2 separate regions of the Homo sapiens genome follow, and region 2 is linked to region 1. The links are chromatin loops, found by intact Hi-C in ENCODE. Cell type or tissue: IMR-90. All regions are shown on one strand. Links, peaks and the distances in the headings refer to the core of each region. The heading gives the core; the rest is flanking DNA.

Region 1 (16,928 bases), core at 4,098-12,097:
GTAAGGATTATTTACCAGATAGCATTATGAAAACTGATTAACTATATGAGATAAAATAAAACTGGATTCCAACTTAATACCATATACAATGGTTAAGTATATAGATCAAGTAAGTACTTAAATGTTAAGGGGAAAACTATAAAATTAATGAAAAAAGATGGAATTAATGAAAAAAAAGATGGAATTTGAAAACATTTACCACTGTTAAATGAATCCAAGAGCCAGTCCTTTGAGAGGAAAAATATTAATAACAAAGTAGATAAATCACAAGCTAGTTAATCAAAGGGGGGAAAAGGAGCACAAATAGAAAAAAATAAAAATAAGATTAGGGAAATAGCAACTACAACCTTTAAAAATAACTGGAACAAAAGTTTTCTCAAATTCTTTCAAATTTTCAAAGAACAGATTATTTGATGCTATGAAATTATCCCAAGGCATCAAAAACTGTTCAAGGCATCAGAAACGAAAAACTCTTCAAGACGTCAGAAATAAAGTGAAACATAAGGCCAGTAAAATCCAGCAGCACTTGAATTCATAATCTACTACCATATCACTAATTACTTCAACATTTAGTAGCTTAAAACAACAATAATTATTTACTATTTCTTATTTTTTTTTCTGGGTCACAAATTCAGGAGTGGCTTAGCTAGGCAGCTCTGGTTTGGATCTCACAAGATAAGTTGTTGGTTACATCTGCAGTCATCAAAAGGCTTGACTGAGAAGAAGGATTCAATTCCAGGGTGGCTAACTCCCATGGCTGGCAGGCTGGTCTAAATGTTGATGAGAGATCTGTTTTTTCTCCACGTGGTCCTTTCAAGTGGCGGGGGCTATCTGTCAGCATGGTGCAAGTTGCCCAAAAGAAAGTCAAGCAAAAGCTGCATTGTTTTTATGACTTAGCCTTGGAGGTCACATCCTATCACTTCTACTGTACTCCACTGATGAGGCAATCACAAGCCATGGCTGTATTTGAGAGGGGTGGGACACAGACCCCACCTTTCAGTGGAAACAATGTCAGTCACATCATAAGAAGAGCATGAAAACAGCATAAATTGTAAGTGTTGGGAAAAAGCTGAGTGTTGTGAAGGAAACTGAGGCAGGGTTTGCATAATGTCCTTTGGAATGTGTCTAGACTTGCTGGCTCCTTGCTTCTAGCCCTCCTAGGCTCCTATTCCCACTATCTAAAGTAGCAGAACATGTTCCATATAAATGCTAAACTATCGCAGCTGTAAATCATGTGCTTAATGCAACGTGTCCTTTTGACCTCCACATTCTCACCACCTGTTTCTCTGTTGGATTACCAATAAATAGCGTGGGCTCCCAGAGCTTGGGGCCTTCGCAGCCTCCGTACAATAGCGATGGCCCCCTGGTGTTCCCACCTCCTTTTCTCTCTCACTGTCTTTTTCTCAATCCTTTGACTCCGCCGGACTTTGTCACCCCCACGACCTGGTGTTGGGTCTGATCACCCCAACAATAAGTAAGGCCATCTTTGGAAAATTCAATCTGTTATAATACCAAAGCATATTATATCATGGTAAAGTGGTAGTTTATTCCAGAAAGAAAAGGAAGGTTCAAATTAGGAAAGCTATTAACTTTAAGCTTTTATAATAACATCAAATAAGAAAAGCCATATGATTATTGTAATGGATGCCAAAAAGTATACTTATTAAAATTCAACATGCATCCTTCATTTAAAACTACAGACAAAGCATGCAAAACAAAACAAAGCAGAAGACATACAAACATATCTTAAACCCAAAGATAAAGCATTAAAGTCATTCTCATTAAAACTGGAAACTTGACAAGGATACTGCAAGTCCACAACTTTTAAACTACTGTGAAACTACAGCATAATGCAATTAGACAAAATTATCTGTAGAGGATATGACTGCATATCTGAGAGATCCAAGAAAATCAGCTGAAAACTACTGGCAATGATAAGGGAATTCATGATCCCAGAAATTCTGTTACTAGAATTATAAACTAGACATTACACATGTATACCAAAAGATCTGTACAAGAACAGTTAGAGCATAATAAATGCTGTAACAGCAAAAAACTAAAGCAATCCAAAAAGTCCAACAACAAAACAGATAAGTTGTTCATACTATGAAATAGTACACAGCTGTGAAAATGAACAGCTACATGAATCAACATCGATGCACTGTAAAATTTAGCATTATGCAAAAGAAGCCATTCATGGAAGAATATATAGTGATTCAATTTTACAATGTTCAAAAATATGCAAAACTAAACAATTGTGTTTAGAAATGTACCTGTAGTTAAAAGCGCAGGAAAAAACAATTAAGGAATAACAACATTTAAGATAGTGGCTGCCCCTTTAGGAGAGGGGTGGGAAAGAAATTCTGGAGTCATCAGAGGGCTTTTACAAGTATATGCTGATTTAGGCTGGGCATGGTGGCTCACACCTATAATCCCAGCACTTTGGGAGGCTGAGGCAGGCAGGTCACTTGAGGCCAGGAGTTCGAGACCAGCCTGGCCAACATGGCGAAACCCTGTCTCTAACAAAAAAAAAAAAAAACAAAAAAAAAACACTACCCAGGAGGTGGAGGTTGCAGTGTGCTGAGATCACGCTACTGGACTCCAGGCTGGGAGAGAAAGCAGTCTGTCTTAAAAAGAAAAAACAGTGTATGCCGAGTTCAATGGTGAGTGTCCGTGTTATTATATTTTAAATTGTACGTATGTTTTCATATATTCTTTTGCTTATAGGAAATACATCATAATAAAGTTCAAATTACATAAAATCTAAGAGTATACAAAAAGAGTTCAGACATATAAATAATAATTAGAATTTTTTTTTTTTTTTTTTTTGAGACAGAGTCTCGCTCTGTTGCCCACGCTGGAGTGCGGTGGCATGATCTCGGCTCACTGCAAGCTCTGCCTAAATGAAATTTATAATAGCAATAAGAATATAAATTCCTAAAAATAAATTTACCAAAAATACCAGAACCTATATAAAGATAGTTTTAGAATTTTGAGTGCTAAAAATAGGGTTGGGGTCGGGTGCGGTGGCTCATGCCTGTAATCCCATCACTTTGGGAGGCCAAGGTGGGCGGATCACTTCAGGTCAGGAGTTCGAGACTAGCCTGGCCAACATGGTGAAACCTTGTCTCTATTAAAGATACAAAAATTAGCCAGATGTGGGGCTCACCCGTGTAATCCCAGCTACTTGGGAGGCTGAGGCATGAGAATCACTTTAACCTGGGAGACAGAGGTTGCAGTGAGCCAAGAGTGTGCCACTGAACTCCAGCCTGGGCAACAGAGCAAGATGACTCTGTCTCAAAACAACAACAAAAACAACAACAACAACAAATAGGCTTGAAAAAACAAGATGACTCTGCTCAGTCTTAGGAGAAATAAATATAATTTTGTTCTAACTAAACTTATCTCTATTTTCAAGCAGATTTAATCAAGATATTAATCTTGATTTTGATGTGGGGTTGGAGGAGCTGTAACAAACTGATTTTCAAATGCTTTTGAAAGAAAACCATTTTGAAAGTGGAATAATGAGGAGAGGCTAATTCAATGGCATATTAAAACTTTAATAAGGACTCTGCAATTCATAACATGGCTTGACATACAAGTAGAGAAGATCAATGGAAACGGGTACAAATCCAGAAATGGACACAAGTACAACAGTGCATTTTACACATGACAAAGGTTACATCAAATTTGTGGGGGAAAGACGGCTTATTCAATCAATGATGTTGGGACAAATGATGACATCTGGCAAAAAAAAAAAATTAAGCTTGATACTCTGTCTCAATTCTTACGTCTTAGTGACTAAAAAGAATTATATCAGATATGCATTATAGTTCAAATAATAGCTAACAATGCAATCAATTGTTAGTTCTTCATGTCCAGCACTGTTCTAAGTTATTTTTACATGTATGATCTTGTTTAACATTCTTAACAGCCCTACACAGCAGCTGTTATTTCTCCACTATAAAGATGAAAGCCTAGCTAAGTGATTCAATCTAGTTCACAGTATTAAGAAGTGACAGACATGCAATAAGCTTAGGTAGTGGATGTAGAGCCTGTACTATGACCAATGTGCTATATTGATTAAACATAATGAAAGGTTAGTATATACTTATTATCTAAAACTTATTATATATATGTTCCTTTTACATCTTTTTGACCAAAATGGAAATCATCAGAATATTATTCTGTGGAAAAAGCCATCCTCTCTCATTTTTATCTTCACTGAGTGAAAAAGAAATGCTACATTCTTCTTCATTGCGTATTAAATGCACTACATATAAAGGGACAACAATAAAAACATTCTGATACCAGTGTAAGAATTGAGAAGAGGCTCCACAAAACAAGACAGCCTCAAAAGTAATCTTTGTATACATATGTGTATGTGTAATTTGTATATGAAAAGGTAGCACCACAGTCAGTAGAGAAGATAAATGTTAGTAGAAAAATTAAATAACCTAAGTAGGAAGTAAAAAGAATGTTTAAATTCTGTCATTTCTCACATCAAAATAAATTCTTGATAGATTTAAAAATTAAATGTTTAAAATAACACAATTAAGAAACAGGAAAATGAAAGCAATTACATATTAAATTTGGAAGTGAAGAAGAGATTTCAAAGCACAGAACTATATAAGTAAAAGAAATGAGATTTCATTTTATGCAAATTTAAAACTTATATAAACAAGTCCTTAAAGTAAAAGGCAAATGATAAACTAGGAGAAATATTTACAGCATATGACAAATGATTTATATGTTTTCCACACAAGAATATCTAATATCAAGTGGAAACAAAAAATTCAGTAGGAAAACAGTGATGTATATCAAAAGGCAATTCATCAAAGAAGGAATATAAAGAGTCAACGAATATATGTGAAAAAGTCAACCCTACTAAGGATTAAAAAGGATGCAAATCAAGGCAAAATTTAAAACTTAATACTCAGTGCTGGCAAAGGCTCAGTAAGATAGAATCATTCATCAAATGGTTGTAGGAGTTCAAGTTCACATAACATTTCTAAAAGAGAACTTCAGTTTTTCAAAAGCCTAAAACATGCTTATATCCTTTGATTCTGTTTTCCTATTTCTCAGAGTATATCTTGAGAAAATAAAAAGACATATACTTAACAAATTATGTATAAGAATATTTATTATAAGATATTTATAACAACAACATATTGGGAAATACTTAAATTTTCCCCAGTAAAAAGCAAACTTAATGGGAGTCCAAGGTGGGCAGATTGCCTGAGCTCAGGAGTTCAAGACCAGCCTGGGCAACACGGTGAAACCCCATCTCTACTAAAAATACAAAAAAATTAGCTGGGCATGGTGGCGTGCACCTGTAGTCCCAGCTATTCGGGAGGCTGAGGCACGAGAATTGCTTGAACCAGGGAGGCTGAGGTTGCAGTGAGCCGAGATTATGCCACTGCACTCCAGTCTGGGCGACAGAGCGAGACTCCGTCTCAAAAAAAAAAAAAGCAAACTTAAATAAAGCATACTATATACCTAGAATGGAACACTATACAGTCATTAAAACTCATGCTACCAAAACATGCTTGGAAAAATGCTCATTATATGTTAAGTGAAAAACGTATACAAATAACAGCTATTCATACATTGAATAAATATTTACTGAGTGCTTAGTATACGCACAGTACACTTCTATATACTGGGAACATTTCCTTCCCTCATGGAGACTATTTGTCATGAGTCAAATTTTTTAATTTAATGTTTTATATATACTAATCTTTTTATATACGTGTGTGCATATACCTAAGTTTATATTTGTACATGTGTATGAACATGTATACATACATATCAGTATTTGTACAGACTAGTGAGTACATATATACAATAAGTATTAAATAAAAGACTACAAGTAAATACACCCAAAGGTCAACAATGGCTGTCAATATGGTTCATGTGAAGAGATGCACAAGAATAAATAACAAATTTAAACATTAATTGCCTTCCACAATGTGGCTTTATACATTCATGTTTCACTTCCCTGTCACTAGCCTGGTTTCCTTATTTGTTCCCTCAAATTGTACCTGAGAGTAAATGATGGCTTTCCTATTTAGAATATCTTCCTACTCATAATTGTTCAAATCTGAGTTTCTGTTGCTGTGTTTTAAGTGCCACTCATTCTGGCACTGTTTAATGTCGATAACTTCAGAAATTATTATTAATCTCATATAGTTTATTACCCCCAATGTTAAGACTTTTTTTTTTTTTTTTTTTTTTTTGAGAGGGAGTCTTCCTCTGTTGCCCAGGTTGGAGTGCAGTGGTGCCATCCTGGCTCACTGCAACTTCAGCCTCCCGGGTTCAAGCAATTCTCCTGCTTCAGCCTCCTGAGTAGCTGGGATTACAGGTGCCTGCCACAATGCCTGGCTAATTTTTGTATTTATAGTAAAGACGAGGTTTCACCATGTGGGCCAGGCTGGTCTCAAACTCCTGACCTCAAGTGATCCGCCCACCTTGGCCTCTCAAAGTGCTGGGATTACAGGCGTGAGCCACCGCGCCTGGCGATGACATTCTTATAATTCTTTATCTCAGAACACCAAGAACAGCATGAATTATACACTAGACTTGAGTGACTGAATGAATGAATGAGTAAATGTTGGGAAAAGACACTGGGTTGGGGCAGGGTCAAGTCTGCACGCTCGAAAATTTCACAGGCAAGCGAGGAACGTTTTCTGTCCAGTCATCCATCCATCCTCATTGCCACCTCCACCACCCATGGAGAATGCAGGGACATTTTGTAAATGAGAAAAGACAATCATCCTCACTTGGGATCAGACTATGAGGGAAACAGTGTACATTCCTTCCTCCTTTGTGTTCCTCTTCTGGGGAAGGGTAGAGTGCTGAGACGGCTGAGCTGAGGAGGAAGGCAGACTGAAAACCTGGGTATGGCTTTAAATTCCCAAATTCATTAAATTTCCCATATACTAACTGGGTATGACGCACACATCTCCTAGCAAGAGGTCCAAAAGAAGCCTATGAATGCTCTTGTTTCCTTTCAACGACCAGAAAGGAGAGCTATGAACACTGGCACCTTGAAATTTATTTCCAACCCTCTAGAAACTTCAAAAGATACAACTCACTTATTTATTGAGATTATTATTACTACTAACAATAATAGGAAAGCACCAGCACACTTAAATAGTATCTATTCTCAAGGTATTTTTCTTATTTTGTTCAGTTTAAGTAGAAAATCATTCCATTGTCCTCCCCTACTTGCTAAACAGGAATACTGGATTTACTATCAGAAAAGTACCTGGAGTCTTAGAGAAGTATCCCAGAACTGGAGCTCCCAGGTCCTGATCAAAGTCTCAACTGTGCCATCAAGCACTTGTAGAACTTTAAAGAGGACCAAACTTATAGATCTCCAAGATCTCAGTTTCCTTACCTGTAAAATGGGGGCATGAGCCTTTGCCACCCCAGTCCTTCCTTGCTGATCAAAGGTAGGTTCCTGGGCAAAGTAATAAGCAATTAGTTAACCCTCTTTCTCTAGGGAAAAAACGTTTCATGCGTGCCCCAAGAGCAGGACAGGTTTGGGCTCCCCCAACGCGTCACGGGCTGCCCAAGTGTAAGCACCAGAGAACCAGACACACGAACGGTTCTCTAGGAGCGGGATCTCCCGGTCTCCGCCACAGACCCGGGGGTCCCCTGCTCCTGCACTGAAGACGCGCGCGGCCTCCGTTGCTTATCCAGATCCCCGGCCAGAACTCTGCCCCGGCACCGAACACCGGGCACCCATACCCCGGGGCCCAAGCTGCTTCTGCCCTCCTCTACTTGCCTTTATTAAGTCTTAACGTGGGAGAGAAGCCGTGATGTACCCATCTACACGGGTGTCTCTGGGGTTTCTAAACCGGAGTAGCTTCTCAGTCCCTGACCCTCGATTTTCTGCCCCTCTTCCTTCAAGCACAGCTCGTCTTGCCCTGTCCGCTTCTGGCTCAGTCCTCCTGAGAGTTCATGTCACTTAACGGAGCCTGTGAGAGTGGACCGGGATGGCCAAAACACTCAGTCCACACAAACAATGGCCGCAGCCCGGCTGGACCGAAACGGAAGTCCCAGGTCTTGGAGTAGACACTCGCAGTGTTTCCATGGATACGGGAGGGGCGGGGCGGGAAGAGAGAGCGCGGGAAAACGTGACTCCTGATTGGCCAGAAGTATCCCGCGCCTCCCGACCTTTGGCCGCTGGCATTCCTGCGCGGGCGGGAGCTGCGGGCGCTCGGGGGATAAGGCGAGGACGCACCAGCATTAATGGAATAGGAGAACTCCCGAAGCTTTTAGGGCCCTGGGAAAGGGGGCGTGGCTGGAAACGGAGCTACTGGCTTCGGAGAATTCTGTGACCCTCACCACCGCGACGACCCCGAGGAAACGCTGTCAGGTCGCCTTTGGTTGGCAAGGCGTGGTTGTCCTCGCTGTCCCGCGCCTTGGCGGAATGGGCACCTCACTAGCCCTGGCACTAGCTAGCATCGCTCTAAACTCAAGGTTAGAGGTTTTCAAATTCCGTCCTATTGTTGCCAGACACCCTCTTCGTTCCTGGTCCAGTGAGGCTTTCCTCCCTCCCGCCTTCTTGCCAAATCCCAGGCTCCTCTGGAGACTCCAGGCAGAGAAGGGAAACGCACAGTGGAGCTGAAATGAAGCCATGAGAAGGAGCCCCTCCTCAGTGTCCTGGGACCACAGAGAGTTGCAAGAGCCTGTTCTATTATTTAGCTGAGTGTGTTATATTAGGAAAATACTTTCGCATCTTTGGGCCCTGTCCTTCAAACTTGGGCTGGATCAGTAATATTCAAACATTTTATTAGGCAAGGAACTTTTGGTAGGATAGTCATTACAAGCAAGGGACTCCTTGGATTCAAATCTGACAACACCACTTACGAGATCTTGGCTGGATTACCTAACCTTTAAGCATCAGCTTAATAGGCGTAATATTGATAGCCAATAATAATAGTAACTATGTAACAGACTTGTTAGATTGAAATGAGTTAGTGTAGTTAAAATGCTTAAACCAGCCCCTTGCACATAGGAAGTAGTCTTGTGAACTATATATTTACAGTTTGGTGTTTAGCAGGGGTGGGTGGCCCAGCGCCTATCTGCTTGAGTTCACCACACAATAAGCTCTTGCATTTTTTATGACTCTGGAGACCACATTTTGAAAATTACTGGGCGTGGGCCTTCCCTGGTTTGAACATTCAGAGAGCATAGCATAGCATTTTAAAAATGTGGGCTTTGTTGTCTGACGGAACTGACATTAAGAGCTGTCAATCATTGTTATCCACTAGGTGGTGGTAAGCAAGTTGTTTAACCGCTCACCCTTAAGTATTTTCACCTGTAAATTGCAATGTATTTATTTATTTATTTTTTATTATACTGTAAGTTTTAGGGTACATGTGCACAACGTCCAGGTCAGGTTTGTTACCTATGTATACATGTGCCATGTTGGTGTGCTGCACCCATTAAATCTGTCTCTGCATTCAGTAATTCAACTATCAATTGCGGCTATTTAAATACATTAAAAAGCAATGTATTTAAATAGCCGCAATTGATAGTTGAATTACTGAATGCAGAGACATTGACCGGTAAGAACGAACACTGGAAGTGGGCTGTTCTGCCACACTGCTTCCAACCTGAGAATATTACCTGAACCTCATTGAACTAACCAAAATTAAAAGAAAAAAAAAAAGCTAAGAGGATCCAGTTTTCAGAGAAACAAAATGTGTATCTGAAGGAATATACCTGCTAAAGGGCAGAGGCCAATATGAATAACAAAGAGCACCAAGTATAGCATACGCAAGACTTTTAGGAATGAATTCTACCCAGTTACAGTTTGGGGTTTAGCAGGGGTGCCCGGCCTAGAGCCTATCTGCCTCCGTCCACCACACAGTGAGCATCTGCATTTTTTATGACTCTGGAAGCTACATTTTGAAAATTATTGGTCATGGACCCTCCCTGGCTTGAATGTGCAGAGACCCAAAGCACCAGCTTTGATGGGGGTCCTGGGAGCAGTCACCAGATGCCTAGAGATGTACCCAGGGTAGGAGTGAAGAAACTGCCTTGCATGGGAAGAGAGGGATAGCCCAAGTTCCTAGTCCAAGATGTTGCAGATTCTTCATAGCAAATAATTGAAGAATCTAAGAATATGACTGTGGCTTGAAGGCATAGAATTTTCCATAATTTTGGTTAATGTCACATAACTAAGAACAAAAATTGGAGTCAAGTCTGACAAGACAGCAAGGGATTTAGGGGCCAAGATCCTGATGAAAAGGGAATCTTTAAGCAGCCAACCTAAAACTTGGTGGTTTTCTCTTCAAACATTAGCAGAATTCTTAAGATGAACAGGGAAAGAAGATAAGAAGAAAGCTGTTGAAGTGCACAGAAAATTTTCAGAAGTCTCATCACAGATCGGAGGAGATAAAGATTATAGTTCAAAACCCATCAAGGAATAGATACCCAACTAGAATTCCTGGAGAGCAAAAGAATAAGAACAGAAGCAAACTGGCAATAAATAGAGATATAGCTGCAATTCAACTTTGAGTCAGCTCCATACCTGACTGGATTGTTATTATCTGCCCCCTCTCTATCTGCCTATGAGAGGAACTCTCTCAGGAGGAATATTATCATTCAGAACTTCTACAGTGTTTCGTATACAATGTCTGATAATTCACCCAAAAATTATAAGGACAGAAAGAAAGACAATAGAAACAAATTCATGGATGACTAAATTATTGAGCCAACAAATATATATTTTAAACATAATGGTGATTAATATGTTCAGTAATGGTGAAGAGTTGACAAGATCAGGAATTTTAATTGAAAATCAAATTAAAATTTTATGAATAAAAATAAAATTGAGAATGTAATAGGTGTGTATGACAGCAGATCAGATCCACCAGAGAAGAGGAAAGAATACGAATACCTGAATGAGAAGATAACCATTTTATATACACATATAAAATTTTAAATATGTTTAAATTTTAATTTTATATATATAAAATCTTAAAATAGGTATTTTAAGATTGATAAAGTATATATTTTATAAAATAAAATTTTAAATATATAATTTTAATTATATTACATATATAAATATATATATCATGTTTAGCTTGGAAATTTTTTATATAAAAACATTTTTATATAAAAACATTTGTACTATAAAATTTTTATTTTATATATGTATAAATCTATTTTTACACAAAAATATATAAGTATAAATATATAAAAATTTATGTATTAATATATAAAATATATTTATATTTATATTAATATATTTTATTTATATTTATATATAAAAATCTCCAAGCTAAAGTGCAGAGAAGAAAGCACAGAAAAGAACATAAGAAATTATATTAGGCCATCTTGCATTGTATAAATAAATAACTTGAGACTGGATAATTTATAAAGAAAACAGGTTTAATCTCACAGTTCTGCAAGCTTTACAGGAAGTACGGTGCTTGCATCTGCTTGGCTTTTGGGGAGGCTTCAAGAAGCTTACAATCATGATGGAAGGTGAAGGGGCTATGGGCATGTCTCACATGGTGGGAGAAGCAGCGAGAGAGGGAGAGTAGGGAGGGAGGTTCCTCACACTTAACCAGATATCATGAGAACTTACTATCACAAGGACATTACCAAGCCATGAGGGACACACCCCCATTACCCAAATACCACCCACCAGGCCCCACCTCCACTGTTAGAGATTACATTTCAACAGGAGATTTCAGTGGGGACAAATATCCAAACTATATCAGAAACATATGAAACACAATGAAACAATGATCTAACATACAAAATTAGAGTCTCAGAAAAGATAAAATGAGCAAAGATCAATATGTGAAGAAATAATAATTTAGAATTTTCCAAGCCTGATGAAAAATACTAATCCACAGTGTATAATTTCATTGTAACTCTCAAATGGTATATTGAAATCCTACAAATATTTCCAGGGATGCTTGGAGCCATGGTTTTGATCCTTGGCCAAACCAGAATAGAATATGCTACATAGGAATTAATGCAGTTTTGTGCTAACGTAGTTTTCCAAAAAATACCAAGAGGGAAATCTGTAACAGCTTGCCAATATTGCTTATAGAAAATTTATTGATTCATGGTTTGCATCTGGTTTCTGTTATGCTATCTTGGTTTCTGCTATTGAACCTGGTCCCATATCCTGGTTTCAGCTACATGACAGGAGTAGTATAAAAGACCCCTACTTGAATGAGCTGTGCCTTCCCTGAAATCAAAATATCTTAGTAGTTCACTTGCTGGCCATAAAGCACAACCTTGTGACTGAGAGAGGTCTCTGGAATCTGTGTGGGTATTGTGGACCTCCTTTCTTACCCCTGCTGCTTTGTGTCCATATCTGTCACAAATCTTTCATGAGTGTGTGTGTGTGCATGCATACAAGTCTATGTTATGCTGTATTTTTATAAATATCTCTAATAAGCTTAGAACATTTGTACATTTTAATGGAAAAAATATGTGAGTAAAATGTGAAAAAAGTATGTATTTCTAATTAAGCATGTTAGCAATTGAATTGGAGGAGAAAAAATGGTCACTTTTTGTATCAAAAGGTATCCTATATGATTTGGTTAAAGAAATACCTGAAAGCATAGAAGAGGAAAAAGATAGAGATGGAAATCATGAAAAAAAGATGATAGGCTTAAATAGTAGATCTATAAGACTTAATATGTAGACACAAAAGTTCTAGAAAAAAAGAAAGAGGAGTTTATAAAAGTGAAGAAACAAATGACTAACAGAATAATAGAAAATGTCTTTGTGTTGAAAATTTTTGAGAAGGCATGAATGTAGACCAAATAACTCATGACATTTCAGTCTGGATTAGTGAATAAAGACACACTAGACATAAAAAGGTATAATTTCTATACTGTGAGGGTAAAGAGAAAAGCTTTTAGGTAAAAAGGGTAAGTTATCTAAAAATAAAAATGACATTGGACTTCTCTTTTGTAATGTTGGAAGCTAAAAAATTGTTCAATAGCAGTATAGACTAGTAGGATAAAGGGGCTTCAATACATCAGCCAAAATATCATCTCTCCCTAATGTAGTGAAATAAATGTTTAAGGATTTTCAAGAATTCAGAGCCTGTATCACTCAGATGTCCCCTGAGTTCACAATTCAAGAAAGTACTCCAAACAAATAACAAACCAAAAACAGAAATACCCCACAAAAAATTATGGACAAGGAAACAGAGAAAGCCAAGATATAAAATAAATAATAAACCAAAAGTTACATGTATAAAGGATGCAATAAATTATTAGTCATTATGCTAAATGTGAATGGACTGAATTTTTCAATAGAAAGAAACTCTCAGAGTCACTCAAGTAACAAAATCCAACCCTATGCTGTTTTCTAGAAACATCTGTGAGGTGAGTAAAAAAAGATACGAGGCAAATGAGCAAAAATGTCAAATAATTGAAGGTTAATTTAAGAACTAAAGAAAGAGATTGGCCTTATATTTTGATAACAGGTACAATTTATGAAGAAGTATAATGCCATCAAACCTGCTAAATACATGGAGCTAAATACATGCATAAATTTGAGTACTTGATTAAAAAAATACAGTTCTATGGGAAAATTCAATATTTGTGTTTCAGAATTAGAACTACAATACAATAAAATAAAGCCACGCACAGATTGAATAGTATAATAATCTGAATTTCAAAGGTATATATAGAAACCTTATAACCCTAGAATTGATAGTATATTTTGTGTACATAGAACATTTACAAAACTGATTATGAGTTTTGCCATCTTCATCCTCAACTGATGAATGTGTTTTTAATTGCTCTGCATAGGCATGGGCAAGGACTTCATGTCTAAAACACCAAAAGCAATGGCAACAAAAGCCAAAATTGACAAATGGGATCTAATTAAACTGAAGAGCTTCTGCACAGCAAAAGAAACTACCATCAGAGTGAACAGGCAACCTACAGAATGGGAGAAAATTTTCGCAACCTACTCATCTGACAAAGGGCTAATATCCGGAATCTACAATGAACTCAAACAAATTTACAAGAAAAAAACAAGTAACCCCATCAAAAAGTGGGCAAAGGATATGAACAGACACTCCTCAAAAGAAGACATTTATGCAGCCAAAAGACACATGAGAAAATGCTCATCATCACTGGCCATCAGAGAAATGCAAATCAAAACCACAGTGAGATACCATCTCACACCAGTTAGAATGGCAATCATTAAAAAGTCAGGAAAAAACAGGTGCTGGAGAGGATGTGGAGAAATAGGAACACTTTTACACTGTTGGTGGGACTGAAAACTAGTTCAACCATTGTGGAAGTCAGTGTGGCGATTCCTCAGGGATCTAGAACTAGAAATACCATTTGACCCAGCCATCCCATTACTGGGTATATACCCAAAGGATTATAAATCATGCTGCTATAAAGACACATGCACACGTATGTTTATTGCAGCACTATTCACAATAGCAAAGACTTGGAACCAACCCAAATGTCCAACAATGATAGACTGGATTAAGAAAATGTGGCACATATACACCATGGGGGGTAGGGGGAGGGGGGAGGGATAGCTTTAGGAGATATACCTAATGCTAAATGGTGAGTTAATGGGTGCAGCACACCAGCATGGCACATGTATACGTATGTAACTAACCTGCACATTATGCACATATACCCTAAAACTTAAAGTATAATAATAATAATAAAAAAGAAAAGAAGCAAAGAGAACTTCCATACCCTTGCCCATCCACACAATGCATTCACACACCTACCTGCATCAGTGCCCCTTTTTAGCTAGAAGCCTGTTCATGTAGTCACTAGTTTCCATCCATTCTTGCTCACATGCCACATGCACCTAACTCCAGTAATTCCCCTCCCTTTCAATGTCAATTTTTCCCTCTATACTATATCCTTCCCATCATCAAGTATGCTGTCATTTCTCTAAAACAAAACAATAAAATTTTCTGGGGCCCTGTTTTAGTTAGTGTAGGCTCTTATAACAAAATACCATAAACTAGATGGTTGACAATGACAGAAACTCACAGTTCTGGGGGTTGGAAGTCCAAGATCAAGGCACCAGCAGATTCAGTTTAGTGAGGGCCACTTCCTGGTTGATTTATGGCTGTCTTCTTGTAGAGTCCTCACATGGCAGAAGGAACCAGGGAGATTTCTGGAACCTCTTTTATAAGGACACCAATTCCATTCATGAAGGCTCTGCCCTCACAACCTAATCATGTCCCAAAGTCTCCACCTCCTAATATCATCAGATTGAGGATTAGGTTTCAGCATATGAATTTGGGAGGACACATGTAGTCTATAGCAGGCCTACTTCCCTCTCAGCTACTGTATCGTTTCTGTCCTTCCTTTTGAGCCAAACTTCTTAGAAAGTAGTCCATTGTCTTCAATTTTTTCTCCTTCCAGTCTTTTTTGGCCTAGTTCAATTAGGTTTCACCCTACCGTCTCACTGAAACTACTGTTTTCAAAGTAACTATTGATCTCAATGTTGCTAAATTCAATGGTCAGTTTTCAGTCTCATCTCGTTCTATCAGCAGAATTTGGCACAATTGATTTCAAGCATTTGGTACAATTAATCTCTCTTTCTACCTTGAAACATTTTCTTCACTTGGAGTTTTAGACAGCACGCTCTTCAGGTTTTTCCTCTCTGGATGTTCTTTTTCATGCTTTTTTGAAAACAATTTTATTACCGCCTCCCAGGTCTGCTCCCTCTCTGTGACTTCTAAACAGTAGAGTGATTCCTCAGGGATCAGTCTTTGAATGTTCTATTCTCACTCCCGGAATGATCTTCCATGGCTTTAAATTCCACCTATAAGCTAGTGACTTCTAGTTTGTATCTACTGCTCAGACTTTGAATTCTAACTCCAAACTCCTTCCTTGTCAATTTGACTTCAATGTTTAATAGGCATCCCAAATTTACCAAAAATGTACTCCTGAAATGCCTCATAAACTTGGTTTTTTAAACAATCTTCTCAATCTCTTTCTTCCAGATTCCCAAGTCAGTATCTTAGATTTGCCTTTGACTCCTTTCTTTTGTCTTACCTCCCAATCTGTTCTGTCAGCAAATTCTTGCAGTTCTATCTTAAAAACCCAGAATATGACTACTTTCAGCACCACGACTGCTACCGGCCTCGCCCTAGACATCATTTTCTCTCATCTGGATTATTATAATAGCCTCTTAACTGGTCTGCTTGCTTCTGCCATTGCTGTACTCCAGGATACTTCATATAGAACCAGGATGATTCTCTTAAAACATAATAGCTATTATTCACTTTGCCCAAAACCCTCAGCTGGCTTCCTAGTTTACTCAGAGTGAAAGCCAAGGAATTACAGTGACATATAGAGCTCTACATGATATCTCTCTTCCTACCTTTCTCATTTCCCCCCATTTCTCTGATTCGTATTCCATTATTTCGCTGCCTTATCCCATATTAGCCATTCTGGACTAATTGTTATTTCTTCAACTTGCCATTCTTGTTTTCACTTTACTCCCTTCTTTCATTAATGAGGTGCTGTTGATTGATTCATTCACTGCTTTAGGTACTGAGAATTAAAAAAATGAATGAAATAAAAATCTTTATCTTTTATGGATCCATTCTCTAGGTGGGAAGGTGTGGAGTAAGGAAAGATCAATACCCACTAAATAAATAAGTAAAATTATTTATTGGGTGAGAGTAAAAATACAAACAAAAGAGTAACTCAAATTTTGTTACTTGTATTTGTGTGTGTGACTGTTAATTTAATTATGCAGCATGAAGAAAAAATGTAAAAGGATACATACCAGAGAATTGATATGTTCAATGTGTATTGTTTATTGGGAGGGATTGATGTAAGTACAGACAGGAAGAAATTAGGGGCCTATAAGGAAGTCTCTCAAACTCTTAGTAAAAATGGAATACTACCACTTTTATTTTACCTTTATGCTTG
Region 2 (16,928 bases), core at 2,898-10,897, 210 kb before region 1:
GTCCCCATGTTTATGTTCATGTGAGCTCAAGATTTAGCTCCCAATTTTAAGGGAGGTATTTGATTTTCTGTTTCTGCCTTAATTTGCTTAAGATTATGGCCTACAGTTCCATCCATGTTACTGCAAAGAGCATTATTTCTTTTTTCTGGCTGCATAGTATTTCATGGTGTATATGTACCACATTTGCTTTATCTAATCCACCAAATTGATGGACACCTAGGTTGATTTTATGTTTTTGCTATTATGAATAGAATGGCAATGAACATACATGTGCACATGTCTTTTTGGTATAATGATCTATTTTCCTTTTGGTATATACTCAGTAATAGAATTGTTGGGTTCAATAGTAGCTCTGTTATAAGTTCTTTAAGAAATCTCCATAATGTTTTGTACAGTTGTTAAACTAATTTACATTCTCACCAAGAGTGTGTAAGCATTCCCTTTTCTCTGCAGCCTTATCATCACCCCTTGATTTTTTTTTTTTTTTAACTTTTTAATAATGGCCATGCTGACTGGTGTGAAGTGGTATCTCATTGTTGTTTTGATTTGCATTTCTCTGATGATTAGTGATGAGCACTTTTCCATTATGTTTGTTGGCCTCTTGTATGTCTTATTTTGAGAAGTGTTTGTTCATACACTTTGCCCATTTTTTAATGAGGTTATTTGTCTTTTGCTTGTTGATTTAAGTTCCTTATATATTCTGGATATTAGACATTGACAGATGCATTGTTTGCAAATATTTTCTTTTATCCTGTAGGGTGTCTGTTTACTCTATTTATAGTTGCTTTTGCTGTGCATAAAGCTCCTTAGTTTAATTAGGTCCAATTTGTCCATTTTTGTTTTTGTTGCAGTTGATTTTGGGAACTTGGCCAAAAAATCTTTGTGAAGGCTGATGCCAAGAAGGGTATTTCCTAGGTTTGTTTTTAGGATTTTTATAGTTTGAGATGTTAAATTTAAATCTTTACCTTGATTTGATTTTTGTATATGGTAAGAGATAGGGGCCCAGCTTCATTGTTCTGCATATGACTATCCAATTTTCCCAGCACCATTCATTGAATATAGTGTCCTATCTCCAGTGTCTATTTTTGTCAAGTTTATTAAAGACCAGTTGGTTGTAGGTTATGTGGCTTTATTTCCGGGTTCTCTATTCTGTTCCACTGACCTATGTGTCTGCTTTTGTACCAGTACTATGCTGTTTTAATTACTATACTCTTGAAATATAGTGTGAGGTAAAGCGATGTGATGATGTCTTCAGCTTTGTTCTTTTTGCTTGGGTTTGCTTTAGCTAGTTGGACCCTTTTTTTAATTCCATATGAATTTTAGGATTTTTAAAATTCTGTGAAACATAATGTTAGTAACTTGATAGAAATCAAATTGAATCTGTATATTGCTTTGGGCAGTATGTTCATTTTTTAAATATTGATTCTTCTAATCCATGAGCTGGGATGTTTTTCCATTTGTTTGTGTCATTTATTATTTTTTTCATCAGTGTTTCATCATTCTACTTCTAGAGATCTTTCACTTTCTTGGTTCAATGTATTTCTAGGTATTGTGTGTGTGTGTGTGTGTTTGTGTGTGGGTGTGTGTGTGCATGTGTGTCTATCATAAATGAGACTGAGTTTTTGATTTGGTTCTCAGCTTGAACATTATATAAAAATGCTACTATTTTTTGTATGTTGATTTTGTGTGTCTAGAAACATTACTGAAGTCATTTATCAAGTCTAGTCTTTTGGAGGAGCCTTTAGGCTTTTCTAGGTATAAGATCATGTCATCAGCAAACAGATAATTTGATTTTTTCTTTTCCAATTTAGAGGTCTTTTTCTTTCTTTCTTTTGCCTAACTTCTCTGGCTAGGACTTTAAGTACTATTTTGAATAAGAGTGGTGAGAGTGGGCATCCTTGTCTTGTTCCAGTTCTTAGAGAGAATGCTTTCAACTTTTCCTCATTTAGTATGATGTTGGCTCTGAGTTTGTTATATATGGCATTTATTATTTTAAGGTATCTTCCTTCTATGCCTAGTTTCTCAAGAGTTTTTGTCTGTGGATTTTATTGAATGCTTTTTCTGCATCTATTGAGATGGTCATATGCTTTTTGTTTTTCATTCTGTTTATGTGGTGAATCACATTTATTGATTTGTGTATGTTGAACCATGCTTGCAACCCAGGAATAAAACCCACTTGATTATGATGCATTATCTTTTTGACATACTGTTGAATTCAGTTTGCTGGTATTTTGTTGTGGATTTTAGCACCTATGTTCATCATGGATATTGGCCTGTAGTTTTCTTTTTTTATTGCATGCTTGCATGATTTTGGTATCAGGGTGATACTGGTTTTGTAGAATGAGTTAGGGAGGAATTCCTCCTCATCTTTTTGGAATAGTTTTAATAACATTGGTACCAGCTCTTCTTTGTAACTCTGATAAAATTCAGTTGTTAATCCATCTGGTCCTGGGCTTTTTTTGAGAGATTTTAAATTACTGATTCAATTTCATTACTCATCATTGGACTTTCAGGATTTCTATTTCTTCCTGGTTAAATCTTGGGAGATTTTATGCTTTCAGGAATTTATCCATTCCTTCAAAGTTTTCTAGGTTGTGTCTATAAATATGCTCATAGTAGTCTCTGATAATCTTTTGTTTTTCCATGGTATCTGTTGTAATGTCACTTTATTATTTCTGATTGTGCTTATTTGAATCTTCTCTCTTTATTGATTACTCTAGATAGTGGTTTATCATTTTGTTTATCTTTTCAGAAATTCAACTTCTCATTCCATTGATTCTTCTTCTCATTATTTTTTTTTTAGTTGCAACCTCATTTAGTTTTGCTCTGGATCTTTGTTATTTCTTCTTCTGCTCGCTTTGGGTTTGGTTTGTTCTTGCTTTTATAGGTTTTTGAGGAGTGAAATTAGGTTGTTAATTTGAGATCTTTCTATCTTTTTGATGCAGGTATTTAATGCTATAAACTTTCCTCTTAACACCACTTTTGCTATATCCCAGAGGTTTTGGTATGTCATCACTTTATTTTAATTCATTTCAAAAAATTGTTTATTTCTGCCTTTGTTTTGTTGTTTACCCAAAGGCCATTCAAGAGCAAGTTGTTTGGTTTTCATATATTTGTGTCATTTTGAGAGTTCCTCTTGGTATCAATTTTTAATTTTATTCCACGGTGGTATGACAGGATAGTTGTGAATATTTTGAATTTATTCATTACGGCCAAGCATATGGCCTATTGTGGAGAATGTTCCATGTACAGATGAGAAAAATATATATCCTGCAGTTCTGGGGTTGAATGTTCTGTAAATGTGTTAAGTTTATTTGGTCTAGAGTGCAGTAAGTACACAGTTTCTTTGTTGATTTTCTACCTCAGTGATATGTCTAGGGCTGTTGGTGGGATGTTGAATTCCCTCACTGTTATTGTATTGCTACCAATTCCTTTTCATAGGTTTCATAGTATTTGTTTTATGAATCTAGGTGCTCTGGTGTTGTGTGCATATATATTTAGAATTGTGATATCTTCTTGTGGAATCAAACAATTTATCATTATATAATGACCTTGTTTGTCTTTCTTTCTTTTTTTTTTCTTTCTTTCTTTTTTTGAGACAGAGTCTCGCTCTGTCACCCAGGCTGGAGGGAGTGCAGTGGCGTGATCTGGGCTCACTGCAATCTCTGCCTCCTGGGCTCAAGCAATTCTCTGCCTCAGCCTCCCGAGTAGCTTGGATTACAGGCACCTGCCACCACGCCCAGCTAATTTTTGTATTTTTAGTAGAGACGGGGTTTTACCATCTTGGCCAGGCTGGTCTTGAACTCCTGACCTTGTGATCCACCTGCCTCGGCCTCCCAAAGTGCTGGGATTATAGGTGTGAGCCACTGTGCCCAGCCATTTGTCTTTTTTTTTTTAACTGTTGTTTCTTCAAGGTATGTTTTATCTGATGTAAGTACAGCTACTCATGCTTGTTTTTGTTTTCTTTTTTCATAGTAGAATTTCAAAGTAGAATTTCCAAGTGCATATTTAGAGTGCTTTGAAGTCTATGGAAGAAAACGAAATATCTTCATATAAAAACTAGACAGAATCATTCTCAGAAACCACTTTGTGATGTGTGCGTTCAACTCACAGAGTTTAACCTTTCCTTAGATACAGCAGTTTTGAAGGACTCTTTTTGTACAGCTCTTTACTTTGAACATATGGGTATTTTTATCTGTTAGTTGGGTCTTTTGTAGGCAGCAGATAGTTGGGACTTGTTTTTGTATCCAGTTTGCCAGTCTATATATTTTAAGTGGAGCATTTAGGCCATTTACATTTAAGGTTAATATTGATATGTGAGGTTTTGTTCTTGTCATAATGATGTTACCTAGTTTCTTTGTAGTCTCAATTGTGTAATTGCATTATAGGATCTGTGAGCTTTATACTGATGAGTGTTTTTATGATGGCAAGTATTGTCCTTTTGTTTCCATGTGAGAACTCTTTTGAGCATTTCTCATATGGCCAGTGTAACGGTGATAAATTTCCTTAGGGTTTGATGGTCTATAACTTTATTTCTCCTTCATTTATAAAGCTTACTTTAAGCTTTATTGAAAAACTCTTAAAGAATTTTTTTTCCTTAAGAAAGATAATAGGTCCTCAACCTCTTCAGGCTTGTAAGGTTTCTGCTGAGAAATCTTCTGTTAGTCTGACGGAATTTCCTTTTTAAGTGATTACACACTTCTCTCTAGATTATATATATATATATATATATATATATATATATATATATATATTTTTTTTTTTTTTTTTTTTTTTTTTAATGAGACGGAGTCTCGCTCTGTCATCCAGGCTGGAGTGCAGTGGCGCGATTTCGGCTCACTGCAAGCTCCGCCTCCCGGATTCACGCCATTCTCCTGCCTCAGCCTCCCCAGTAGCTGGGACTACAGGCGCCCGCCATCACGCCTGGCTAATTTTTTTTTGTATTTTTAGTAGAGATGGGGTTTCACCGTGTTAGCCAGGATGGTCTCGATCTCCTGACCTCGTGATCCGCCGCCTCGGCCTCCCAAAATGCTGGGATTACAGTTATGAGCCATCGCGCCCGGCCTCTCTAGCTATCTTTAGAATTTTTTCCTTCATGTTGACTTTGGACAGTCTGATGACAATATACTTTGATAAGATTTATCTTGCAAAGAATCTTCCAGATGTTCTTTGAACCTGTTGTATCTGGATGTCTAATTTCTATCTAGACCAAAAATATTTTCCTGAATGATTTTATCAAATACATTTTCCAAGGTTTTTACTTTTTATTATTATCCCTGAGTAATGGCTATTGCTCATAGATTTCGTTGCTTTATATAATTTCATATTTCCTGGCTGCATTTTTAAAAAATTCTCCTTTGTTTTCTTTTTTATATATAACTGGGTCAATTCAAAGGACCAGTCCTCAAGCTCTGAAATTCCTTCTTCTACTTTGTTTAGTATGTTGTTAAATAGTTCATCTATATTTTATAATTCCTTCAATGAACATTTCATTTCCAGAAGTTCTGTTTGGTTTTCTTTTAAATACTTACCTCTTTAGTAAATTATTCTTCCATACTCTGAATTGTTTTTCTGATTTCCTTGTGTTGCTTTCTGACTTTCTCATAGATCTCATTAAGCTTCCTAAAATCCATGTTTTGAATCCTTTTTTTAGTCCTTTCAAAATTTTCATTTTGTTTAGGATGCATTGCTAGAGAGCTAGTGTAATGCTTTGGGGGTGTCAAAAAACTCTTTTTGTCCTGCCAGAGTTCTTACACTGATTCCTTCTCATCTAGAGAAGTTATGACCTCTGATTTTTGAACTTTATTCCATTTGAATGGTGCTTTTAACTTTTTTATTCTTTTCTCCCTTGAGGGTATGACTGTAACATATATTCTGTATGATACTTTGGCTTTGTTTCTCAGTGCTTTCAGGGGGCCAAGGCTATGTATGAACTCCTTAGTTATAGATAGCTTTTGTGCAGTGGCTTTCTCAAATGTTGATTGTTTTAGTGATATATTGGGTATATGAGCTGACTCATTATCTTCTGTGGTGCTGGGAGTGGGGAGGTCTCAGGGAGCTTTTCCCATACCCTAGAACTATGCCCTTCTGTCAGCAGGTTTATTTGGTGGTGCAGTTCAGTCTATAGTCCAGTAGATGGCGATAAGGAGTAAGAGCGGGCTCATCTCTGATGACAAATGGAAGCACCTGCTTTGACAGAGGCGGTGGAAGGAGCTCATGGTGGGATGGGCTGATGTCTTCAACGTGAGGGGTGCCACGGTGGGACCTCACCACCTCCTTATCCTGGGCAGCCAGGAACACAACCTACATGTCTATTACATCCCTGTCACCAGGCTTGCTACTTTCAGTTCAGATAGACACTGACCCTTTTCTCCAGGTCTCAATGAAACTAGGGCCCGTGGAAAATGCCCATCTGCAGGTACCACTGAGATAGCCTTGAGGCTGAACCTCTTTTTCTGGTTTAAGACAGGTAACTCTGTGGCTGGTCTGCATTCCATTGCAGGAACACAGCAGCTCTGTGTAGGGAGGGGGAGATGTGCTCCACCTTTATGCAATTCCAGGAGGCAGGTACACTTTCAGTGGGGGTGTAACCACCTGGAATCATGCTGGAAAGCCTCACTCTAAGTGCACTTATGCCAATTCACAGTGGGAAAAACCTTGGCTCTGTCCACAACAGTAGACTGGGGGAGTGGGAGAAGATTCCCCTCATCCATTTCCAGCCACTGGTGTTGCCTGTCTGCTTGGGCAGAACAACACTTTTCCCCTTCAGAGACAACCACTGCACCCATCACTCTTCTGGGAGGGGCACAGTCACCCACTGGACACAAGTAGGGGGCTCTCAGGCAGGAGAGAGCTTTCTATTTGGTTTCCTTTGTTCTAAAGGGTGTTTTGGTGGGCTGCACTGTGCCTTCTCCCAGCAGCAGCCCATGCTGTGAACTGGATATCCAAGGATCTTGCAACTCCCAAGGATCCCACTGTTCCCCTGTGTTCGCTGCACTTAGAGCAGCATCTGGAAAATGTTTGTTGGGGATCTAGTGGTATGAAGAAACAAAGACTGAAATTCTCTGGGCAGGATAGTAGCCCACAATCAGTGTACAACCAACACGGTGCCTACCATTTCAACTTGGGTTCAAGGGGAGTGTGTGTGAACCTGCACAAACTGGCTACTAAGTGCTGGACCCCCAGGGAGTTTCCAAATTCCTCCTGACCGCAGTGCCTGGGCTTACAAGAGCAGAGAGGCTCTTCAACAATTTGGTCCTCAGCAGCCTGTCACAAGGGTAAGGAGAACAAAGAAACTCCCACCTACACTTTCTGTGGGATTGCAAGTTCCTCAGGAGTCAATCTCTGCCAGAGTCTTGCTGCCTTCCTTTTCTGCACCTGAGCTTCTTCCTGTGGCTTCTCTGACTGGTTTTGCATTCTTCCTCAGCATTCCACTCCAGCCATGATCACTCATCTGTAACTTTGTCTCTTCTTTCTGTAGAGAACTCACATCTGACATCCCTAGTTAGCCATCCACAGTGGATGCCTTTTGTTGGAACACAGATAATTCATAGTCTGTGCCCATTCAAAAAGTTCACCTAGCGTACCTCTTTCCCAGACTTCTTTATCACCAACATTCAAATCCTGTTCTTTCCAAGTCCCTTATCATCCAGCCAAACCACTGCCAACTGCTGATGAATTTGTGTAGGTCCACACTTTTGACCAAAATAACAAACTTCTGAGGCATGAAACAACATGGGTGAAACCTAAAAGCATTATGCTAAGTGAAAGAAGCCAGACACGATAGATTACCTAATGTGTGATTCCATTTACATGCAATTCAAGGAAAGGTAAAATTATAGTGATAGAAAGCAAGTTATTGTTTGCCAGTGTCCAGGGGGCACAGCTAGAGGACTCATTGCAAAAGGGATGAGAGAAATTTTGGGGGTGATAAAAACGTTTTGATTTTGGTCAGGCACGGGGGCTCATGCCTGTAATCCCAGCACTTTGGGAGGCTGAGGTGGGTGGATCACAAGGTCAGGAGTTCGAGACCAGCCTGGCCAACATGGTGAAACCCCATCTCTACTAAAAAAATACAAAAATTAGCCGGGCATTGTAGTGTGTGCCTGTAATCCCAGCTACTCGGGAGGCTGAGTGGGGAGAATTGCCTGAATCTGGGAGGCGGAGGTTGCAGTGAGCCGAGCCACTCGACTCAAGCCTGGGCGACAGAGTAAGACCCTGTCTCAAAAAAAAAGGTTTCGATTTTAAATTATTATTATTATTTGAGATGGACTCTCACTCTGTCACCCAGGCTGGAGTGCAATGGCACGATCTTGGCTCACTGCAACCTCCGCCTCCCAGGTTCAAGTGATTCTCCTGCCTCAGCCTCCTGAGTAGCTGGGATTACAGGGGTGCGCCACCACACCTGGCTAATTTTTTTTTGTATTTTTAGTAGAGGTGGGGTTTCACCATGTTGGTCAGGCTGGTCTCAGACTCCTGACCTCATGATCCACCTGCCTTGGCCTCCCAAAGTGCTGGGATTACAGGCATGAGCCACCGTGCCTGGCTGGTTTTAAATTATTTTTAAAACTAAAATAAAAATTGTATATATTTATGGTATACAACATGATGTCTTGACATATGTATACATTATGAAATGATTAAACCAGACTAATTAACATATCCATCACTTTATATACTTATTATTTTCTTGTGATGAGAACATTTAAAATTTACTTTCAGCAATGTTTAAGTATACAATACATTAATTATATGGTTTGGAAACTTGTCCCCCATAAATTTTATCCCAATATGAAATGTGATCGTCAATGTTGGAGGTGGGGCCTAGTGGGAGGTGTTTAGGTCACTGCTCATAGATGGCATGGTGTCCCTGTGGTAATGAGTAAGTTCTCACTCTGAATTCATGTGAGATCTGGTTCCTCAAAATAGTGCGGCACCTCCCTCCCACCCCACCTCCTGCTCCTACTCTCACTATGTGGTACATTGGCTACCCCTTTTCCTTCGGCCATGACTGTAAGCTTGCTGAGGACCTCGGCAGAAACAGATGCTGGCACTATGTTTCCTGTACAGCCTACAGAACTATAAGCCAAAATAAACATCTTTTCTTTATAAACCACCCAGCCTCAGGTATTTCTTTATAGCAACACTACACAAGGATGGACTAATGCAATTAATATTAGCCATAGTCACTACGGTATACACAATATATCTCCAGACCTTATTTTTGCTGCCTAACTGAAACATTAAGATTTTATATTATGAGTAGGAAGGTCGTTAGATACTGTATATTTTAAATTAGTAAATTTTATTGCATGCAAATATTTCTAAAAAAGCAATTAAAAAGAGAAAGCACACTTAGCTCAATTTTCTATGGTGTGAATTGTGTCCTTCACTTATGATACTTTTCTACCTAATGTAGAATGGTTTACTGACTCAGTAATGGTTTGCTAACTCACAAATACCTGTATGAGTCTACTTTTGTATTTAGCATGTAATACAAGAATGCGGGCTGGGCGCGGTGGCTCACGCCTGTAATCCCAGCACTTTGGGAGGCCGAGGCGGGTGGATCACGAGGTCAGGAGATCGAGACCATCCTGGCTAACATGGTGAAACCCCGTCTCTACTAAAAAATACAAAAAATTAGCCAGGCATGGTGGCGGGCGCCTGTAGTCCCAGCTACTTGGGAGGCTGAGGCAGGAGAATGGCGTGAACCCGGGAGGCGGAGCTTGCAGTGAGCCGAAATCGCACCACTGCACTCCAGCCTGGGTGACAGTGTCAGACTCCGTCTCAAAAAAAAAAAAAAAAAAAAATGCATGCAGAAATGTAAGAATCTGAGATCTTGACAAACTTCACTGTCAATATGTTTGCTCTCCTGAACCATTTATTGCCTAAGTTAAGATTTATGTATGATTGTAAATTAATTTCTTTTCCTCATCTCCAATTATAAACAATCACCTGTTTATTACATCTCCTTGGCAAAATAATACATAATATTGAGTCATAATGATGTCCAGTATTCCAACTGCTTTAAATGAATTGACTCATTTATTCCTCAAGATTATCCTATAGATAGATTATATTACTATCTCCATTTTTCAATGAGGATACTAAGGTACAGTGAGGATAAATAATTTGCCTCAAGGCACACATCTAGAAGACAGCAGAGCTGGAACTTAATCCATGCAGTCTAGCTTCAGGTTCTACAGCCTAGTCTTCTGATGTAATGCACCTCTCATATCTTCACTTCTCTTCACAATTGCAATATTACTCACGTAGTTTAGCCTCCATCTTTGATCTTGCCTGTGTATAACTCAAGATACACACTGCTGCAAAAGTGATTTCTTAGTGATATAAGCAAAAAAAAAAAACCTTCAAAAATCTTCTCCTCTCTAAAAGCAATAAAAATAGTGCAAAAAATTGTCAAAACAACATTTTCAGAACTATACAAATGAACTAAAGGCTTACAACTATGCAAGGAGCATTTATTCAATAAAATAAACTGAAAAAAACAGTAAGCTTTGCATCATTTCAAACTGGTCTATTCCCCTCCCTCTCTCTCCAGTTCTACAGTAGCCTTGAAAACCAACAACCCTGCAGCATGGTAAAACCAGCAACCTCTTGATTTCAAATTTTAAAGCCCTCCATCAAAATGGGTCAGCAGAACAAGCCTTAAGCAGAGATGACATCTCAGAGATAAATCACTGCTGCTCTGGACCACGTCTACTCCTATGTACCTGCAGGACAGCAGAGACTTGAGCTGCAAAGGTGGCTGCTAGCCAAGATGAGTTTATGTGGAAATTGAATCAGTAATAAAAAAATCTTTCATCAAAAAAATTTTAGGACCTGATGGCATTACTGCTGAATTCCACCAAATGTTTACAAAAAGCACTTACACCAATCCTTCTCCAACTCTTTAAAAAGAATCAAATAGGAGGAAGGATTTCCCAAACTCTTTATATAAGGCCAGCATTACTCTAACACCAAAGCTATAAAAGGACACTACAACAAGAGAAAATTCCAGGCCACTATCCTTGATAAACATACATGCAAACTTCCTCAGCAAAATACTAGCAAACTCAATTAAACAATGCCTTAATAGGATCATCCACCATGATGGAGTGAGATTTATCTTTGAGATGTAAGAATAATTTAACATACATAGATCAATAAATGTGACATACTACATTAACAGAATGAAGAATAAAAATATGATCATCAGATGCAGAAAAAGCATTTGACAATATTCAACACCCTTTCATAATAAAAATTCTCATCAAATTAGGTATAGAAGGAACATAGCTCAATACAATAAAGGCCCTACTGATGGCAGCAGCGGCCTGTCTGAAGCAGCTGCTGCAAAGATGCCAGAAGCAGCAGGGGAGGCATGGCAGAAGGCTGCAGGCTCTAAGGAGCCAGCAGGAGCCAGGAACAGGCAGGAGCCCCACCCACTTCCAAGCTGACCAGGTGGAAGCCCTACCCTCCCAGTCACAGTTGCAGCCACCTAACTGCAGCTGCAGACCTGGGCATCCCTGCACTCTTGGGGGCCCAGGAAGCCCCCTGCCCTGCAGGCTTGGAAGTGCATGCTCCTGCTGCCTGGCCTCTCCCTGCTCACAGGCAGAGCAAAGCTGTGGCTGAGCCTGGGTGCTGTTGCAACCTGGCCAGTTGTTCACACAATTGGGGCAGTGCTGACATGCCAGCCTCCTGTCACCTCGGCCTCCTCTGAACTTTGGGCACCAATGAGCATGGGAGGGGGACTGAGGTAGGCCTGAGGGCAGCTTGGCGCAGGCCTGCAGGCCCCTTTGGCACAAACAGCCTGGGTGCCATGGACATTATTGATGGCAACAGGAGGCAGACAGGCTCCTGGGTGGAAAGGGGCACATTCCTGGTGAAGCCCCACCTTCAAGCCAGTGACAGCCTGAAGCATGGGGGCTGGGCTGTCAGTTTCAGGTGGAGTCCACAGACCACAGTGAGAACTTGTGGTACTTTTTCTGGGCCCACTCATGGCCACGGACTTATCAGCATGCACTTCCTCCCTCTGAGGCCATAAAATCCCCAGACTCAACCAGACTCATTGGGACAATCTGTCTGCGGATAGGAGCTACTCACTCTGGGTCTCCTCTCTGCTAAGGGCTGCATAGACATCAGTATGACCTGCCTGTAGATAGGGGCTACCCACTCCAGGTCTCCTCTGCTGACGACTACACACACATTGGAATGACCTGTCTGTGGATAGGAGCTACCCACTCTGGGTCTCCTGAGAGGTGTTCTGTTGCTCAATAAAGCTCCTCTCTACCTTGCTCACCCTCAAATTGTCCACATACTTCATTCTTCCTGGACTCAGGACAAGAACTTGGGACCCCCCAAATGGCGGGACTAAAAGAGCTGTAACACAAACGGTGCTGCTGAAACATGCCCCACCCAAGCTCACCACATTGCAGGCAATGAGGAGAAAAGAGCTGCAGCCCTTCAGGGAACCTGGATTTAGGGGCTCCAGAGTCAGGGCTGTGACGCTCTCTTTGGGGCTCTGCAGCTCCTGGCATCTCCAAGCTTCTGGGTGCCACTGTGTACCCCTTGTCTGGATGCAGGTGCCTGCAGCAGAAGCTGTATGCAGTACATCTGGTCCAGACACAGCCTCACATGGAGTCGGCACCTGTGCTAGTGCCTGGAGCTGCCTGCCCTGCCACAGCAATCAGCGTGCCTGGCTGTGCACAGTGGCTGGACCCCATGCTCACTCACCCACACACCCCTCGCCACTCTGCACCTGGCTTGCCCTTGACAGGTGTGGCATCCAGCCTGGTAGCATGAGCTGAGCACAGCCAGCCAGGCGAGTGGGCAGAATGAGCCCAGCAGACATGAGCAATACTCATGCGGAAGGTGCTGCCAGTCACAGAGGTTTCTGGCTGGCAAAACAACATCCCAAGGATCCTGTGACAATACATATACAACAAACCCACAAATAACATTATACTAAATAATGAAACATTGTAAGCCTTTCCTCTAAGATGTGGAACAAGATAAGAATGCCCTCTCTTACCCTTACTATTCAACATAGTATTGGAAGCCCTTGGTAGGGCAATGAGGCAAGTGAAAAAAGGGCATCCAAATAAGAAAAGAGTAAGTGAAATTGATACTGTTTGCTAATGACATGATCTTATATATAGAAAGCCCTAAATTACTCACCAAAAAAACCTGTTAGAACGAATAAATACAGTAAAGTAACAGGATACAAAATTAACATGAGAAAAAAAATTAATAGCATTTCTATACTCTAACAATGAACTATCCAAAAAAGAAATCAAGAACCAATAGCTACATGAAAATATAAACTACTTAGGAATAAATTTTACCAAGGAGGTTACTATGGTTTGGTAGCTTGTCCCCCAAACCTTATGGTGAAATTTAATCCCAATGTTGTAGGTGAGGCCTAATAAAAGATGTTTGGCTCATGATGGTGGATTCCTCATTATTAATTAATGTTTTGCCTCAGAGGTGAGTGAGTTCTCACTCTTTTAGCTGATTATTAAGAAGAGCCTGATGTCTCCCACTTCTCTCTTGTTTCCTCTCATGTCATCTTATTTCTGCACATGCGGGCTCCCCTTTGCTTCCACCATGAGTAAAAGCAGCAATCCCAGTCAAAATTCCAATGTCACTTTTCAGAGAAAAAAAATCCTAAAATTTATATAGAACCACATAAAATCTCAAATAGTCAAAGCAATCATGAGCAAAATAAAAAGCTAGAGGCATTCCACTGATTTCAAACTACACTACAAAGCTAAGTAGTTAAAACAGCATGGCACTGGCATAAAAATAGACACATTGATTAACAGAACAGATTGAGAGCCCGGAAATGAACCCATGCAGGTAGAGTCAATTGATTCTTGACAAAGGTAGCAAGAATACACAATGGGAAAAGGATAATCTCCTCAGTAAATGATGTTGGGATAAATAATCTGCATGCAGAAGAGTGAAATTGGATATTTATCTCACACCATATACAAAAATCAACTCAAAATGAATGAGACTTAAATGTAATACCAGAAATTGGAGAAGAAAACATAGGGGGAAAGCTATACAACATTGGTCTGGACAATGGTATTTTAGATTTGACCTCAAAAATAGCACAGGCAACAAAAGTAAAAATAGATAAGTGGGATAACATCAAACTAAAAAGCTCCCACAGAGCAAAGAAAACAATTAACAGTGTGAAAAGACAACATATGATTAGGAGAAAATGTTTGTAAGTTACACATCTGATTGGGGCTAATATCTAAAATAAGAAGGATCTCAAATTTTAAAATGAGTGAAGTGCCTGAACAGACAGTTCTCATAAGCAGGCAAAGGAATGGCTGGTATACATATGAAAAATGTACAACATTGCTAATAGTGAGAGAGATGTACATTAAAACCATAATGAAATATCATCTCACACCCATAAGAATGTTTAGTATATAAAAAAACAAAAGATAACAAGTGTTGGTGAAAATGTGGGAGAAAAGGGAATTCTTGCATACTGTTGCTGGGAATGTAAATTAGTACAGCCATTATGAAAAATTTTATGGAGGTTTCTCAAAAAACTAAGAATAGACTTACCGTATGATCTACTTCTGGGTATTTAGCCAATAGATTTGAAATCAGTTTGTTAAGAGATGACTGCACTCCCATGTTAATGGCAGCCCTTTTCACAGTAGCCAAGTTATGAAATCAACTGAAGTGTCTATCAACAGATGCATGGATAAAGAAAATTTTGTATACACTCGTGTGCTGTGTAACAATATTTCAGTTAATGTGGAACGTGTATATAACAGTGGTCCTATAAGATTATAATGTTGAATTTTTACTGCACCTTTTCTGTATTTAGATATGGTTAGATAAATAAATATTTACCATTGTGTTATAATTGCCTACACTATTCAGTACAATAGCATGCTGGTACAGGTTTGTAGCCTAGGAGCAATACCATAGCCCTGTAGTAGGCTATACCATCTAGGTTTATGTAAATATACTCTATGATGTTCACACAACAACAAAATTGCCTAACAATGCATTTCTTAGAATGTATCCTAAGACACATTGTTAGACAATGTGTGATTGTATATACAAAATGAAATACTACTCAGCCTTTAAAAAGAAAGAAATTCTGTCATTTGTGACATATAGATGGAATTAGAGAACATTATGTTAAATGAAATAATCCATGTACAGAAAGGCAAATACTACAGGTTCTCACTTATATGTGGAATCTAAAACAATCAAATTCCTAGAAGCAGTGAGTAGAATGGTGGTTACAGAGGCTGGGGAGGGGAGAATGAGGAGATGATGATCAAAGCATACAAGGTCTCAAGAGAAAAAAGAGGTTATTTTTGAGATCTATTGCACAGTGTGGTGAATACAGTTAAAATGGTATATTGTACATTTCACAGTTGCTAAGAGAGTACATTTCAAATGTTCTAATCACAAAAAATGATAAGTATTTGAGGTGATGGATATGCTAATTCACTCGATTTAATTATTCTATATTGTAATAAATTATAACATCAGTTTGTACCCCAGGAATATATACAACTATGAAAGGTCATTTTACACCAACATTTTAAAAATTAAAAGGAAATATTTCAAATAAATATCCTAAGATTCCATCTTCAGAAATTAGAAATAGAACAGCAAACTGAACACAGAGTGAGCAGAAGGAATAAACTAATAAACATTTTTATATAATGATTTTTAAAATCACAGCAAAAATTAATTAAATATAGAATAGAAAATAATAGAGAAAATGTAATCAAAAGTTGGTTCTTGGAAAACACTCACAAAATTGACCAACTATTAGCTACAATGATCAAGCCAAAAAGAAAAAAAGATTCAAATTACTAAAATCAGAAATGAAAGGGGCGGGGGACATTATAACCAACTTTACCAAAATGAAACGGATTATAAGGGATGCTATGGACAACTGCATGTCAACAAACTAGAGAACCTAGATAAAATGCAAATTTCCTAAAAGACACAAAACCAAACTGACTAAAAAGAAATAAAATCTCAATAGACCTGTAACAACTAAAGTGGTAGAATTAATAATAAAAAATCCTCCCACAAACAAAAGCCCAGGGCTAGATGGCTTCACTAGTGAATTCTAACATACTTTTAAGATGAATTAACACCAATTTTTTATAAACTGTTCCAAAAAATTAAAGAGAGAACACTTCCCAATTCACTCTGTGAGGCTAATATTATCCTGATTCCAAAACAGAAAAAAACCTATTTGAAATTTTGTGAATAAGAATGAAACAGGTAAAATTAGTTGTATAGGTAAAAGAGGTCAGATAAATGAGAATTTTTTGGACCATCTTATAGATTTTAGATCTTAGTCTAATGAAATGGACAGTTATGAAGCATTTTGAGCAAAGAGTGGTATTTTTAAAGATAAATATGTCTACTGGGTAGATAATTTATTGCAAGTGGCAAGAGTATAAAGAGATTAGTGTAGGACACTATGGCAGTAGTCTAGGTGAGAGCTTCTGATAGTTTAGTGTTAGACTGGTGTCAAAGACTACACCCATATTTCTGGCATAAGCAACCAGTTTGGTAGAAGTTTATTGAGATAGGAAAAAATGGGAGGATGAGCAGGGACATGACAGCAATAGAAAGGGCAAGAGCAGTTTCCAGTTTCCCAAAGAGGATATAGTATTGTATATTTAAACAAGTATAATATATACTAAAATATTCAGTAATACCACTATAAGTTACTGAACCCAACTAAATACTTGATGTGCAAGAAGTCTCAGTTCAGTGGGGAGATGGACATGTTCCTTGGACATTAGGATCCCAGGTCCTAGTGTCAAATGATCAGAAGTAGCAAATTAAGAAGTGTAAGAAGGAATGGGAGCCATGATTTGAGGGTGCCTGTGAGATGAGCATTCCATGACAAGCCA

What was found. Hi-C counts contacts between places; a loop is a spot of excess contacts. Peaks named below come from ENCODE experiments on the same cell type or tissue, not always from the same donor. Only the 100,000 strongest peaks of a DNase experiment are listed, where the experiment ranks them.
Region 2: a loop joins it to region 1, with 4 times the contacts of the local background. A loop is called at or near these places in 2 of 110 quality-filtered maps.

What each region holds. Positions count from the first base shown.
Region 1 is chr11:7,012,281-7,029,208 of GRCh38, forward strand. It overlaps ZNF214 (zinc finger protein 214), which reads right to left and starts at 8,066. Exons shown (of 3, transcript NM_013249.4): 1 at 7,793-8,066. It overlaps NLRP14 (NLR family pyrin domain containing 14), which reads left to right and starts at 8,199. Exons shown (of 12, transcript NM_176822.4): 1 at 8,199-8,490. In IMR-90, for the core only: no CTCF peak of the experiment used is centred there; a DNase peak (open chromatin) is centred at 8,121; H3K4me3 peaks cover 1,463 bases; H3K27ac peaks cover 990 bases.
Region 2 is chr11:6,806,452-6,823,379 of GRCh38, forward strand. No RefSeq gene overlaps it. Among named protein-coding and RNA genes, the nearest start is that of OR6A2, 15 kb to the left of the region's middle. In IMR-90, for the core only: a CTCF peak has its summit at 6,135 (motif pointing right); no DNase peak of the experiment used is centred there.